Linked DNA regions of Homo sapiens: region 2 is linked to region 1. A link is a contact called in ENCODE Hi-C or POLR2A ChIA-PET data. All regions are on one chromosome and are shown on one strand. The core of a region is the stretch at or near the end of the contact, and the rest is flanking DNA. Distances in the headings are between cores, read along the strand shown. Region 1 overlaps HLF (HLF transcription factor, PAR bZIP family member). Region 2 overlaps STXBP4 (syntaxin binding protein 4).

The links. A loop is a pair of places that touch in the nucleus more often than their neighbours do. ChIA-PET counts read pairs that join two places held with the same protein, here RNA polymerase II (POLR2A). Pooled maps may share reads with other maps.
Region 2: a map of endothelial cell of umbilical vein shows a loop between it and region 1 (15-fold over the local background). The contact joins two enhancer-like sites. A Hi-C loop is called at or near these places in 30 of 168 maps with a recorded cell type or tissue (A673, CD4-positive, alpha-beta T cell, CD4-positive, alpha-beta memory T cell and 22 more), 36 of 37 single-sample maps with no recorded cell type and 33 of 50 pooled maps. POLR2A ChIA-PET finds 5 or more read pairs at or near these places in 3 of 52 experiments (GM12878, HepG2 and MCF 10A).

Annotation. Positions count from the first base shown.
Region 1 is chr17:55,291,172-55,298,648 of GRCh38, reverse strand. The region is part of intron 2 of HLF (HLF transcription factor, PAR bZIP family member); the gene reads right to left. Among named protein-coding and RNA genes, the nearest start is that of HLF, 30 kb to the right of the region's middle. RefSeq lists silencers at 2,367-2,661, 2,387-2,681. Within about 2 kb of position 2,973, at least 4 of the 41 ENCODE cell types and tissues checked have a DNase peak (open chromatin) inside an H3K27ac peak, as active enhancers do.
Region 2 is chr17:55,054,112-55,061,588 of GRCh38, reverse strand. All of the region lies in intron 12 of STXBP4 (syntaxin binding protein 4), which reads right to left. Among named protein-coding and RNA genes, the nearest start is that of STXBP4, 89 kb to the right of the region's middle. Within about 2 kb of position 4,893, at least 2 of the 41 ENCODE cell types and tissues checked have a DNase peak (open chromatin) inside an H3K27ac peak, as active enhancers do.

The DNA.
Region 1 (7,477 bases), core at 1,724-4,223:
TACAGTCATACAGATCCCTAACATACACTAGAATAACATTCTAGACCAGACAATTTCTTAGAAATATGTTGTTTCAGAAAAACTGAAATTTTCCAGCTTGCACTAAGATTAGCCAAGCTAAACCCATCTGTCTCCTGCTTAATGTAGTCTATGGAGAAACCTTCATGGGACAAAAATCTGCCTTTATATTTCACAGGCATAAGGTAAGGTTTGTGTGCCTCGTGGGTAAACAGACCATATATATGAAGTCATCATCAAAAGATCAGATTCTGAGTTCCATGCGTCTTCTTTCAGCTTCTCAAGCCCATGCCCACCAGGACCTATATAAGAAGGAAATGCCACCGTGGTCTGCAACCTTTGGGTAGACCAAGAATATTCCAACATCTCTGAAGTCCTTTGTCATTTGAGTACATTGACAAAATCCTGTCCCAATCAGTGTGTAGTTCCCCACATAAATCCCCTGAACAGGGGATCTAATCTGACCTAATCATGGGAGTCAGTTGGTTGATAAGGAGACCAACTGTGAAGATATGCCAGGCAAATGCTGGGTGGGAGTAGACAGGACTCAGTTTCTTCAAACAGGAAAAGAAAGAAATGCTGGCTGGGCGCGGTGGCTCATACCTGTAATCCCAGCACTCTGGGAGGCCGAGGCAGGCACATAACCTGAGGTCAGGAGTTCGAGACCAGCCCAACCAACATGGCGAAACTCCGTCTCTACTAAAAATACAAAGATTAGCTGGGCATGGTGGTGGGCACCTGTAATCTTAACTACTTGGGAGGTTGAGACAGGAGAACTGCTTGAACCCGGGAGGCAGAGGTTGCAGTGAGCTGAGGTCGCGCCATTGCACTCCAGCTTGGTTGGGTGACAGAGCGAGACTCCATCTCAAAAAAAAAAAAAAAAAAAAAAAAAGAAATGCTGTTAGATGAAGACACGTGGTCCTCAGGTTGGTGGGAGTGTAAGGGGTGAGGGTAGGTGACTCTCACCCCTTACAGCTGCTCAGGGGACAGAGGAACACAGCAGAGGGTGACAAGTCATGGCCTCAAAGGAAAGGATGAAAGAAATGAGGGCTGGGAAATTTTTTTCAGGCAGGCAGTAAAGAAGAGCAATAACCACCCTAATTTCCTAAGATGGATAATTCTTAGAACAGGTTTTCTGAAGAAGAGATGTCCATTTTCTTTCAATCTATTGAGGCTACCTAAGCAAGGGAAAAGAGACACTTCCAGTTCCCAAAGCTATGTGCCAACCTGGGAACATTTCAAACTGAAATAAGAGAAAGACTTTCAATAACTACAAACTCTACCTACTGCTAATGAAATCTGAGGCCACACCAAAAGGAATTAGATAATTCTTCCTTGAAAGCCTATAAGAAGAAAAAATGGTTTATGAACAAATAACTACAGAATAACAAGAAAAGTATCAAACAGAACCTAGATGGTACCTTGTTGCTTTAATCATACATTATCTTAATAAAGATGGATTAATGTTTACATTTGTCTAAATAAAGACCTCCAGTTTAACAGAAATTTCAGAAGAAATGGGTCATTCAATTTCTCCCAATTAACCACATTAAAGGAGATCTTGCAATTTGGATCTGAAAGGACATGACCCAGGCATCATCAGTGGGAGCTGCGTCTCCTAATTTTACACCCTCTATCTAAGGCCATAGATAAGAACATATGTAAGTTCTCAACCCTGGTTACAGATCAGCCTCACCTGTGGAGCTCTGTAAAAGTACAGATACTTAGCTCCCCTCCAACCTCACCCAGAAGATCTGAAAATGGGGCCTGGGCTCTGTAAAAAAAAAAAAAAATTTTTTTGAATGGAAGAGGAAACAGCTTTCTCACACACTTTTAGTGGGAGTGTGAACTAGTTCAATTCTTTTGGAGCCTACACACTTTGATCCAGCAATTCCACATCTAGGAATGAAAACTTTAGATATACCACACAAGTGTACAAAGAATGGAATCCAACGATGAAAACAATCTAAATCCCTAGAGGCATTGTTAAGTAAATTATAGCATATCCAGATCATAGGTTCTATGCAGCCGGCAGATCTATATGTATTAATATGGAAAAATCTCCAAAAAATATTGAATGAAAAAGGCAAGATGCATAACACTATGTATTGTATGCATATACATATATTTCCATATTTCCATACACACAATATATACACACCCACCCCCATATATATGTATATAAATGCTTATAAACACAAAGGGAACGTCTGGAAGAGTACGCAGAAACTGTGGACAGTTAAATCTGGAAATGGAATATGGGAACTCAAGTTACTCTTTATACAGTCCTATTTTACAACAATCGTATATTAATTTTGTAATAAAATGTTTAAATTTCTTTTAAAAAAATCACTGGTAATTCTCATGTGAGGCCAAGATTGAGAACGACTGGTCCAGAGGAAACAGCCCCTGTGGATGTAAGGAGCTTGCAAACCCTACCTTGTAAGGAAACCAACCACCCACACCTCAGGAATATTCACACCATGTCATACCCATGACTCCCCAGAAGGTGGTGCTCCGGAGGCAATCACTCAGGCCTCCAACCAAAACCTGTCCAACCAATTTTGCATTAACCTGTCTTTTTGCTACTCTAAGGACTATTTATGCCCCAAAGCATTCTACACTACTGCTTCTATCAAGGGCATTTTAGACACACAGATGCCATATGCATTTTTTCCCCATAAAAATCTACCAGTTAGTCAATACATTCTAATATAACCCTGGGAAATGTTGACCTGAAAGGAGTTAACACTGCTTGCTCTGGCCTCCCCCTCCTCCTCCACGCTATTTCCCTGTTGTCTTTTCTCTGATTTACTCATCTTCTTATCTTATTCCAGGGTCAGTTCTACAAAGGCAGGCAGCCATCAGCCATGTGAGGCATTTGTCCTTTTGAATTTGTTCATACCTTTGGCATAGAACAGGTGGTACGGGACATAGGGCAGCCCAGGGCAAGTACCACGAGTTTGCCTGCCCTCCCACTAACACTAATGTTCTGGAAGTGGGTGTGTTGCCACAGCAACTGTCAAATCCCATCCATTACACCGCCTCTAACCTTCCAACATCTTCTTTAAACACCACGTTTGAGACGTGTGGTTCTGTTGCCCTGGCAGTGCAGAGCCGCAGGTCCCTTGCCAGGCGGCAAAGTTCTCCTTATCTGGGCAGGAGGGAGTTAGCCCCTCTGAATATTAGCCATCATAAATAAACGTTTTAAATTTTCTGTTTTTTTCCCCTCTCATTATATTTCAGACCAATGTCCCATAACATTCTGACCTGATCATTTCCTGTGAATTACTGGTGCATATTTAATGAAAATTCATTCTTAGTATCAGCCAAGAAAAACTCAACAAGTCACTTATATTGTATCCTTTCTTTCCATGAATATAATTTTTGCTCATTCTTCAAGACACAACTCAAGGATCATCTCCCATCTTCCCTCCTCACTCTATTCAGAGCTGGCCATTCTTGCTTTCCTGATTCTACCTCATATACAACCTGATGCTATCTACCACACTCCATTCACAATTAATTATATCTCTTCGCCATTCATAAGCTTCTCAAGTTTAAAGGATGACATCTTCCTTATCTCTGAATTACCAGCACCTTGCTAGGCCCTCAGTAAATGATTAAAAATACCCATACTAATGATGAATAAATGCACTCCAAAACAAACATCCATGAGCTTGTGGTTCTCTATAAATTTTTATTATGTTATTAAATCACCGATATAACAGATGACAGCTGTGTATCCGACTTGACAGCAAGACCTAAAAAACCTACATACAAATGCTTTTTAAAAGGGAGGATATAGAAAGGTCCATTTCCTGAGACTTTAGAGCCATCCTCTTTCTTGTTCTTGTTTTTCAGATCCAGGAAGTGCATGGAAAGGGAGCCTTCTCCATATGGAGAGAAGCAGTGAAGTCCTGAAGAAGGAAGCCGTAACATTCCTTGAGTACTCACAAGGCGGCCTGACATCTGGTCCACACTTGGGGAAAAGAGGCCACATCCCCACATGGAGATCTATTTTTGCATTCTGAGCTGCGGATGCTTTGCTCGTACAACTTGCCTTACACACAGAAAGGGGAAGGAAACTAATATTTACCAAGTGCTAGCTACATGCCCTGTGCTGCTTTCACGTGCGTATCTCTCCCACTACGCTGTGTATCTGCAGACAGCTCACCAGGTATGTCTCTGAAAAGCACATGGAGGTGAACACTGAATGCCTCCAACTTCCTCCACTCACCTGGCTGAGGGCCACACGCACAGCTGATGCCCAACACATCCATATATTCATGTATGCTTCTTTACAAGGACTTCTCACCATGGTCGAAGGAGAAAATCTATTCGTGAAAGACACATTCTCTTGACCATATGCGTCTCCCTGTTGCACTGGGGCAGATCAGCATAGTGTGGGCACAAGGAGAATGAAGCTTTGACTGATATGGACTGTGCCGTGGGTTTAGCACCAGCACCCTCAGGGACACAGCCACACTGTTTCCAATCCTCCTCTACTAGGCTGTCTCTAAATCTTCCTGGACTGATGTGTTTATCACTTCATGGTGCTTCTCTTTTAAGACCGTTATCAGAAGGAACTGTGGCTTAGAAAGTCATCCCTCATGACTTAAAAGTAAAACCTGTGTTAAAAACTACCCTCTCTGTGTCCTTTAAAATTAAATTCCCTAGGAATTGGCTGAGGAGACCTTAGGGCCTCCCCAGAGGTGCATATGTTGCTCCTTTCCTCCTCACTCCCTCCACATCTAGGTCCCTGGTACATATCTGTCACCGTGTTGTACCATCCACACAGGTGTTCTGATGATTTTAGACATTCTACTACCTTCCACAAGGCAAAGCCTTCTACTGAGAAGCAGCCCATTGAGTTGGGGCTCCATGAATGGGCTTTGGTGCCAGACTGTGGCTTCATGTTCCAGCCCTGCCACCTATTAATCGCCCCCAGCACCATTTTGCTCACTTTCTCTGGGCCTCAGTTTTCTCATCTGTAAAACGACAATAATAATAGTATACCTACCAAGTACTAACAGTCGTTCCCAGAGATTGAGTTTTAATGATATAACACATATAAACCTCAGTCCAGTGCCCAGACTATAAGAAGCACTAAAGAAGGGTTAGCTATTATGACAACATTCCTTTTCTACCCATCCGTTTGATAGGAGCTCTGTAGTCAGAGAAAACTTGGTGCTTAGCTGACTGCCCGGTTCTCAGGACTTCACCAGCCAGCAGATAAAGGGGGAAGCTCTGCCTTCTCTCCTCAGAGCACAGTGGCGATCGGCCGTTGCCCAGTCCAGCTGCCACATGTAATGGTCGTTCCACCGGCATCCCCTATAACTCCTCAGGCACATATAGCACCTCAAATCTTAATTAAAAAAATGTATATATTAATATAGTACATGGGATATTTTGATACATGCATATAATGTGTAATGATCAAATCAGAGTAACTGGGATCATTGATCATTTCTTTGTGAAGGGACCATTTCAAATCTTCTATGTATTCTGAAATATACAATAAATCCTTGTTAACTATAGTCACCCTACTGTAGCTATTGAACACTTGAACTTATTTCGTCTGTGTTTTTGTACCTCTTAACTAACCTCTCTAAATCCCACATCCCAGCCCCCGCTAACCTTCCCAGCCTCTGGTAACCATCATTCTACTGTCTACCTCCATGAGATCAACCTTTTTAGCTCCCAATTTGAATAAGAACATACAATATTTGTCTTCCTGTGAATGGCTTATTTCACTTAACATAAATGACCTCCAATTCCATCTATGTTGCTGCAAGTGATAGAATTTCATTCTTTTTTATGGTGGAATAGTATTCCATTGTGTATGTATGCCATATTTTCTTTGTCCATTCACCCACTGATGGACACTTAGGTTGATTCCATTCCTTGGCTACTGTGAATAGTGCTGCAATAAACATGGAATGCCGGTATCTCTTTGAAAGACTGATTTCTATTCCTTTGGATATAAAGGCATACCTCACAGATATTGCAGGACCGGTTCTAGACCACTGCAATAAAGCTAAGAATCCAATAAAGCAAGTCACATCATTTTTTTTTTGGTTTCCCAGTGCATATAAAATTTATGTTTATGCTATACTGTAATCTATTAAGTGTGTAATACCATTATGACTAAAAACAATGTACATGCCTTAAGAATACTATATTGCTAAACAATGGTAAAGATCACCTGAGCCTTTAGTGGGCCATTTTTACTTATGATGGGTCTTGCCTTAATGTTGGTGGCTACTAATCGATCAGGGTGGTGTTTGCTGAAGGTTGGGGTGGTTGTGGCAGTTTCTTAAAATAACACGACAATGAAGTTTGCTGCATCAATTGACTCTTCCTTTCAGGAAACATTTTTCTGTAGCACGCGGTGTTATTTGATAGCATTTTACTCACAGTAGAACCTCTTTCAAAATTGGAGTCGATCCTCTCAAACCCTGCCACTGCTATACCAACTAAGTTTATGTAATATTCTAAATCCTTTGCTGGCATTTCAACAATGTTCACAGCATCATCACTAGGAGTAGATTCCATCTCAGGAAAGCACTTCCTTTGTTCATCTGCAAGAAACAATTCCTCATCCATTCAAGTTTTATCATGAGATTGCAGCAATTCAGTCACATCTTCAAGTTCTACTTCTAATTCTAGATCTCTTGCTATTTCCGCCACATCTAAAGTTATTTCCTCCACTGAAACCTTGAAGTCCTCAAAGTCATCCACTATAAGGGTTGCAATCAACTCCTACTAACTTCAGTTTATGTTGGAGTTAATTAATGTCCCTTCCCATGAATCATGAATGTTTTTAACGGCTTCTAGAGTGGTGAATCCTTTCAGAAGGCTTTTGATTTACTTTGCCTAGATCTATCAAAGGAATCACTATCAATGGCAGCTATTGTCTTAAAAAGTAAATTTCTTAAGTAATGAGATTTGACAGTCAAAATTATTCCTTGATCCATAGGCTGAAGAATAAATGTGTTAGCAGGCATGAAAATAACATTAATCTTCTTGTACATCTCCATCAGAGTTTTTGGATAACAGGTACACTGCCAATAAGCAGTAATATTTTGAAAGGATTTTTTTTCCTGAGCAGTAGGTCTTAACAGTGGGCTCAAAATATTCAGCAAACCATGCTGTAAACAGATGTGCTGTTATCCAGGCTTTGCTGTTCCATTTACAGAGCACAGGAAGAGTAGATTTAGTATAATTCTCAAAGACCCTAGGATTTTTGGAACAGTGAATGAGCACTGGCTTCAACTTAAAGTCACCCACTACATTGCCCACTAACAAAAGTCAGCCTGTCCTTCGATGCCAGGCATGGATTTATCTCCAGCTATAACTTTTACATGGTGTCTTCTTCCAATATAAGGCTGTGTAGTCTATATTGAAACTCTGTTGTTTAGTATAGCCACCTTCATCAATGATCTTAGCTAGATCT
Region 2 (7,477 bases), core at 3,644-6,143, 240 kb after region 1:
GTTTTTGGTAGAAAATAAAAGCTGGCATTCTGAGGCCACAGTGACTATCTGAAATGGAAACAGGAACATTTTACTACAGCATGCTTTTAGAACAGAAAAGACTGACAAATATATGTATTTTTCTTCTTTTTCCCTCTGAAGATGAGATAGCATCTTAAAACACCTACTAGTGCTATACTGAAAAACTAGTAAAAATTTAATCACTAAAGAAAAATAAGAGAAATCACATCAATTCTGAAAATTAGAGGCTTTGCTGCTTTTTAAATGAATACACAAGAAACACAATCTTTAAAAGTGTGAAAATGTGAAAAGTACTTTAGGAATCACTTATTATTGTTGTTCCTTTTAAAGACACATTTAATTTGTTCTTGGTTTCCTTTGTTGCTTCATCTGAAAACTAAGATAGCTCACATGTCAGCTGCACTAGCTGTTACTTGATTCATGTTCAACCTCAATTGTCCACAGAGAATCCTGTGTTGATTTGACCTTATATTTCTGCCTCAGGACTTCATGCTCTTCTCAAGAACTGAACTCAACCTTTACACAGGTGAGGCCAACTACAAGTGGGCTTATCTGAACCCAGAGAATTTGCCAAATGCTTAATATCCCATGTTTCTTTAGGGCAAAGACTGGTTCAGACAAGCTAAATATTTTGGCTTTGGACTGTTCACCAATTCATTGCTGCCTTAGGTCATAATACTATGCTGAAAGAAACTTTAAAAACAACTTAAGTGTGAGAGTAGGCTTTAGAAAGCTGTTGATCAAAGGAAGTCGCTAAGAGTGGCCCATGCCTGTGAAAAGTTGTTAGAACTTGAAGAAAAAATAACAACAATTTCATGGGAAATTGTGCTCATGATTTTAAACTTAAGCTCGGTTATTCTGTAAGACACAAAAACTCATAAAAATACTTGAGTTTTAGAGAACAGTACAGCCAATTCTTTTCAAAACAGTGAGTAGGTATTCTGGTAGCTATCCTTGATTGAATAAAACAATGAAGGTGATCCTTCCAGTGAAAAATGAGCCCTTCACAGCTTGTTTTAATAATTAGGTTATCTATGTGCTTAAGGAATTTACATGGGATGATCATTAGTACTGTAGTAACTTGGTGTCAAGATCTTCAAAAGGATATCAAAGGAAAGAAACTGCCAAATTTCACACCATTTAAATTTCTAGTTTTTAAAAATTTTTAAGAGAAGAGTTATACATACTCTGTATTTATAATTTTTAAAGACTCATTTATTGTGAAAAAAGAAATCAATCTTTGGAAAAATGGAAAGGTATTTTCACTAAAGCATAGGAACTCTTTCATTAACAATAGGTCTGTATCATCAAAATCCTCTTAACAAAATAATATCATTCTATGTACATAAGAAAAGCTGAATAGTATCCATGGTCAACATATTTTAAAATTGGACACTTTCAGGGTTGATTTTGGGTAGTCTATGTTTTTTTACGGTGTTAATGAAATGAATGGTGTTTCAGTATGTATGCATGTGGGTTTGTATACACAGATGTATACATGTATTTTTAATTATTTTTGTTTAAACTGGAAACTATATACTAAGTACTACTCTGAATCCACACATCTTTACCCTCAATCTCATTTATCTTATTTTGTTGATTGCATCATTACAGCCTCTCAGTCACTAAACTACAAAGACTTGACTGTTGTTTCTCCTTATTACTGCACATTTTATGACTGTTAAATCTGGTGGACTTTATCCTCATGGTGTCTTCTGCATAGACCTTTTTGGTATATTACTATTATGATTACCCAGTTAAATCCTCCATTGCCTATTTTCTGGACAAGAGCTTCTCAAATTTTAAGGTGTAAACAAATCACCTGAAGACTTGTTAAGTGTAGATTCTGATTCTATAGATCTGGGATGAGACCTAAGACTGCATTTCTAAGTTCCTGATTGCTGATATTTCTCCTGTTGCTGACCACTCTGAGTAGAAAGGATGTAGAGTTCTAGATCAGCATTGTCCAATCACAGTAGCCACTACTTATATGTGGCTACTGAGCACCTGAAATATAGCTAGTTGACTGAGGAACCAAATTTTTAATTTAATTATAATTATTTTGTATTTAAGTTTAAAAACTCAAGAAATGTAAACTATTTTTTCACAAAACAAGACTTTACTGTTTTGGTAGAACTCTAACTCACTGTAATCACTGCATCATTTAAGATATTATTGTTGAACTGTAATGTCTGTGTCAGGCACATGAGTCAGTTGAGTAGTATACATAAACACGTAACTGATGTGGCCAGTGTCAAAAAATTAATTAATTATAAATCCTTTTTTACACACCAATATGTACACACAGTAGGCTTATCTGAATATTTTATGCAATCAGCCTGAGTTACAATGATACCTAGGTAAATCATATTAGTAATTAAATTAAAATACTTATTTTTATTAGGCTATATTTATTTTTTGTATTTAGTAAAAATTTGTCCATAAAATAAGTATGGACAAAATTAAATTTAAATTAAATGTAAAGTGAAGACATACTACTGATGCAGAATAAAATGGAGATAAATTAGCTAGTAATATTACTGGAACAATGCAATTGCAATTTGCAAAAAGTGTGTTTACTGTAGAAGAAAATTTTGAAATATATATAAAGTGAGCAATATTAATAGCCATTTTTGCAAATTAATGGTGAATTTGATAAGAAGTTTCGTATTAGCAGTTAAAAAAATAAATAAATAAAATTAGTCACCAGAAGTAAATGTCCAACATTTGTAACTATAAAATGGCTAGAATTTTTGCACAAAAAAGAAAACCATTTTTAGATTGAGATAGTAATTTCAGTTATGATAAAAATACTGGGAAACGTATTTCATAAAAAATGGAGGATATTCAATTAAGTAATAAAACAAATGCCCATCGACTATAAGAACTTTCTAAGAATATCAACGATCAATTGATTAAAATAGCTTTCAGTGGGCCATATCATGCAAGAGACACTACCAAATTCATCCTTCAGGCATGTACTGCCTCAAAGGGTGTCCAAACTTATGATAAAATGTTGATTTGCAGCCTAAAAAAATCAAACTTGCAGTGTAGATATTTTTAACCCTTTTACATCTGTCAAAAAAGTTTCAGGTAGATAATAAAAAACAAGTTTTCATCATGATAAATGGTGCTCCAGCTATGTTGCATCGAAAATTTAAATGTATTAACCCCATCAAAAAGTGGGTGAAGGATATGAACAGACACTTCTCAAAAGAAGGCATTTATGCGGCCAAGAAACATATGAAAAAAGCTCATCATCACTGGTCATCAGAGAAACGCAAATCAAAACCACAATGAGATACCATCTCATGCCAGTTAGAATGGCGATCATGAAAAAGTCAGGAAACACAGATGCTGGAGAGGATGTAGAGAAATAGGAATGCTTTTACGCTGTTGGTGGGAGTGTAAATTAGTTCAACCATTGTGGAAGACAGTGTGGCGATTCCTCAAGGATCTAGAACCAGAAATACCATTTGACCCAGCAATCCTCTTACTGGGTATATACCCAAAGGATTATAAATCATTCTACTATAAAGACACATGCACAAGTACGTTTATTGTGGCACTGTTCACAATGGCAAAGACTTGGAACCAACCCAAATGCCCATCAATGATAGACTGGATGAAGAAAATGTGGCATATATACATCATGGAATTCTATGCAGCCATAAAAAAGAAAAGACTTCATGTCCTTTGCAGATACATGGATGAAGCTGGAAACCATCATTCTCAGCAAACTAACACAGGAACAGAAAACCAAATACTGCATATTCTCACTCTTAAGTGAGAGTTGAACAATGAGAACACATGTACACAGGGAGGGGAACATCACACACTGGGGCCTGTCGGGCGGTGGAGCAAGGGGAGGGAGAGCATAAAGATAATACCTACTGCATGCAAGGCTTAAAACCTAGATGTCGGGTTGATAGGTGCAGCAAACCACCATGGGATATGTATACCTATGTAATAAACCTGCACGTTCTGCACATGTATCCCAGAACTCAAAGTAAAATTAGAAACAACAACAACAACCAAATTTGAATGTATTGACATTTTCAAAGAAGAAAGAGGCTGCTTTATTGTTTTATTCCACTGTATGATACATATTGAAAATATTTGTGCTTAGTTTTCTCAAGCTGATTTTATGAAAAGCATCATAGATACAGTTGCTAACACTGTTTAGTATACGCACGTAAATTGAGTCATCAGTAGTTTATAAAACTGTTAAAAGAAAAAAGGAGGACAATACATTTTCTGATGCTATGTTATTTGCCAATACTTCTTGGCTGAGTTATGAAAGAGATTTACGAAGATTTTCTGTACTTTTAACTCCAATTAAAGGTTTTCTTAAACAAAAGGAAGGTGCATCTATTATTCAGTAACCAGACAAAAGAAAATGGCAGTGTGATTTACATTTTCTCACTAATATCAGTGCATGTAAATGAGTTAAACTACAAACTACAAGGAAAAGGAAAGTTTATGAAGCTAGATAAGTATAAGAGTTTATAGTGAAATTGAACTTTTTCATAATATAAATAAAAAATAATGACTTTACCTATTTTTCTACTATAAGCTAATATGCAGATCTTAATTATTGATAGTGTTACATAAATTGGCTATGAAAACTGAAAAAATTTTGAAGTATGCTTTCTTCATACTGCTAAATTTAGAGTTGCTTTTGTTATTTGTAATACTCCTTGAATTTGATGCTAATATTTTTTGTAGAGTCGGGGGTTCTCCATGCTGCCCAGGCTGGAATGGAACTGCTGGGCTCAAGCGATCTGCCTGCCTTGGCAGATCTCCCAAAGTTTTGAGATTACAGGCATTAGCCACTGGGCTTGGCCAGTTTTTTTGTTTGTTTTTGAGACAGGTTCTTCCTCTGTTGCCCAGGCTGGAGTGCAGCGGCATGATCATAATTCACTGCAGCCTCCATCTCACAGGCTTGAATTTTATGCTAATAATACTGAGCTGACAAGAATTAGTGACGGTACTTAACAGATGTAGCTTTGAAAAGATCTTGCTTAAAAACAAATTCTTCTTAGAAAATAAAATAGTTTTGTTAGTGTGGATGTAAACATTAAAAGAAAAAGATTTTTGGTATTCAATTCAGTCATTAGAAACTTTTAAAATAAGTTTGGAACAATTTGAGTATGTGAATTTACTTTTTCAACTGTAAATTTTATTAAATCTAAGCACAGATCCAGTATTTCCAATGAAAATTCAGTGTAAAAATTGAGATGTGCTCTAAATTTTAAAAACACTAGATTTCAAAGATACAGTATAAAAAAGTAAAAATATCTCATAATGAATTTTAAAAATATTACTGCATGCTAAAGTAATATTTTAGATAAATCCAACTAAATAAAATATATTAAAATTAACGTTACCTGTTTCTTTTTCCTTTTTTAAAAATGTAGCTCTTAGAAAATATAGCAATATATTGTGGCTTTCATTATATTTCTAAGGGACATTGCTGTTCTAGACTATTACAACAGCCTTTTATCTGATCTTCGGTTACTTCCCAACTTGCTGTCAGTTTAACCTTAAAGTATATCCTCCATTTATCCCTTTATCCATTCACCAAATGTTTGAGTACCTAATAACAGCTATTGTTGTAAGATAAATCAGAGAACAAATCCAAGATAGCTGTCTTCATGAAGCTTACCCTCCAGTTGGGGGACACAGATAAAGAGCAAAACATAAGTAAATTATTTAAGATGTAAGATAGTAATAGTTATACTAAAAGAAACTCCTCCACACACAGTAAGGGTCAGAGGAAAGATGGTGCAAAGAGACCAGATGAGCTGGAGAATGAGTAAAGGGGTGGAGGGGAGAAGTGTGGAAAGAGCTGAGGTACTTTAAAAGGAGTGTTAGGATGGGGAAAGGACAGCAGGTCATGTAGGCCCTCATAGGCTTTAACAGTTACTTGGAGGTTTCTACTTGCAGCATTTCTGCCTTACTTTGACTGAGATGGAAAGTCCTGGAGAGTTCTAAGTGCAGTTTTAAAACAATATTTCTGGCTGCTTTGTTCAGATTAGACAGTATGGGAGTGAGGCAGGGTAAAAGTAGCGTGATCTGGTAGGAAGCTATAATAGCAACACAGGTGGGACCTGATGGCGGCTTAGACCACTGATGGAAGTGGTGAAAAGTGGCAAAATTCTGTGATTTCTAAAAAGTAGGCCCAACAAGTTGGTTATGGAGTATGAAAGAAAGAGTGGGGTCAGATTATACGTGGAGACAGTTGTTCATTTTTCTCTCCTTGTCAAATATTTTAAATGGCAGTCCTCTAAGATCTTAGGCTGGTATTCAACTGCTTATATGTGTAGGCCCCAACACACCCACCCAAATGTCATTTCCTAACAGCTTCATCTTTCCGTGTTTCCCTTATGTTCCTGGGCCTTTGATAGTGATGTTGATAAAAGAATACATGTCAAAACTAGTATTCAAAATTAGATTCCTGACAGGTTTAGGCTCTTAAATTCTCAAGTCCTATGAAAAAATTGTAAGGTAGGTACTATTAACACTTTTTCAGACATGAAGACAGAAATATATTAACAAATAACTTAAAGTTAGCATAGAAAAGGTTTATTTTGACCACAAACACAAGCAAATTTCCCCTTTTATGCCATGATTTTCATGCTGTTTTCTCAGCCTGAAATGCTCTGCCTTTCTGTGTCTGGGTCAGCTCACGTGCCACCTTATCTATGAAAAGTCCCCTTATGCCCTCAGTTAAAATTACATTTTCCTCCTCTTTATTAAATAGTTAATACAAATCATTTCCACCTCTTAATATTTTTTCTTCTATTATTTGTAATATTTGTTGAGTGGTATGTGCTATACACATTATCATCTATGTGTATTATCTTAATACCTCTAATGTTATTGTGAAGGATCCCATTATCAAACCCATTTTGCAGATGAGGAAGCTGAGACCCATAAAGGTGAAGTAGTTTGACAAAGGTCAAAAGCTAGCAAGGAGCAGGGTCAGGGTATAAACCAAAGGTATAACTCCAAACCCCATTATCTACTGCACTTATCCTTAGGCCAATTCACTGTGTTTTTGTTTTTGTTTTGTTTTTGAGATGAAATATCACTCTATTACCCAGGCTGGAGTGCAGTGTAGTCTCAGCTCACTGCAGCCTCCACCTCCCAAGTTAAAGTGATTCTTGTGCCTCAGCCTTCCGAGTAGCTGGGATGACAGGCATGTGCTACCATGCCCAGCGAATTTTTTTGTATTTTTAGTAGAGATGGGGTTTCACCATGTTGGCCAGGCTGGTTTTGAACTTCTGGCCTCAAGTGATCCACCCACCTTGGCCTTCCAAAGTGCTGGGATTATAGGCGTGAGCCACTGTGTTTGGCCAATTCACTGTGAACCATATAAGATTCTCTCTTTTGTTTATATATTTTTTCATATATTCATTTTTTTGTCTTATTAAATTCTAATACAAATTAG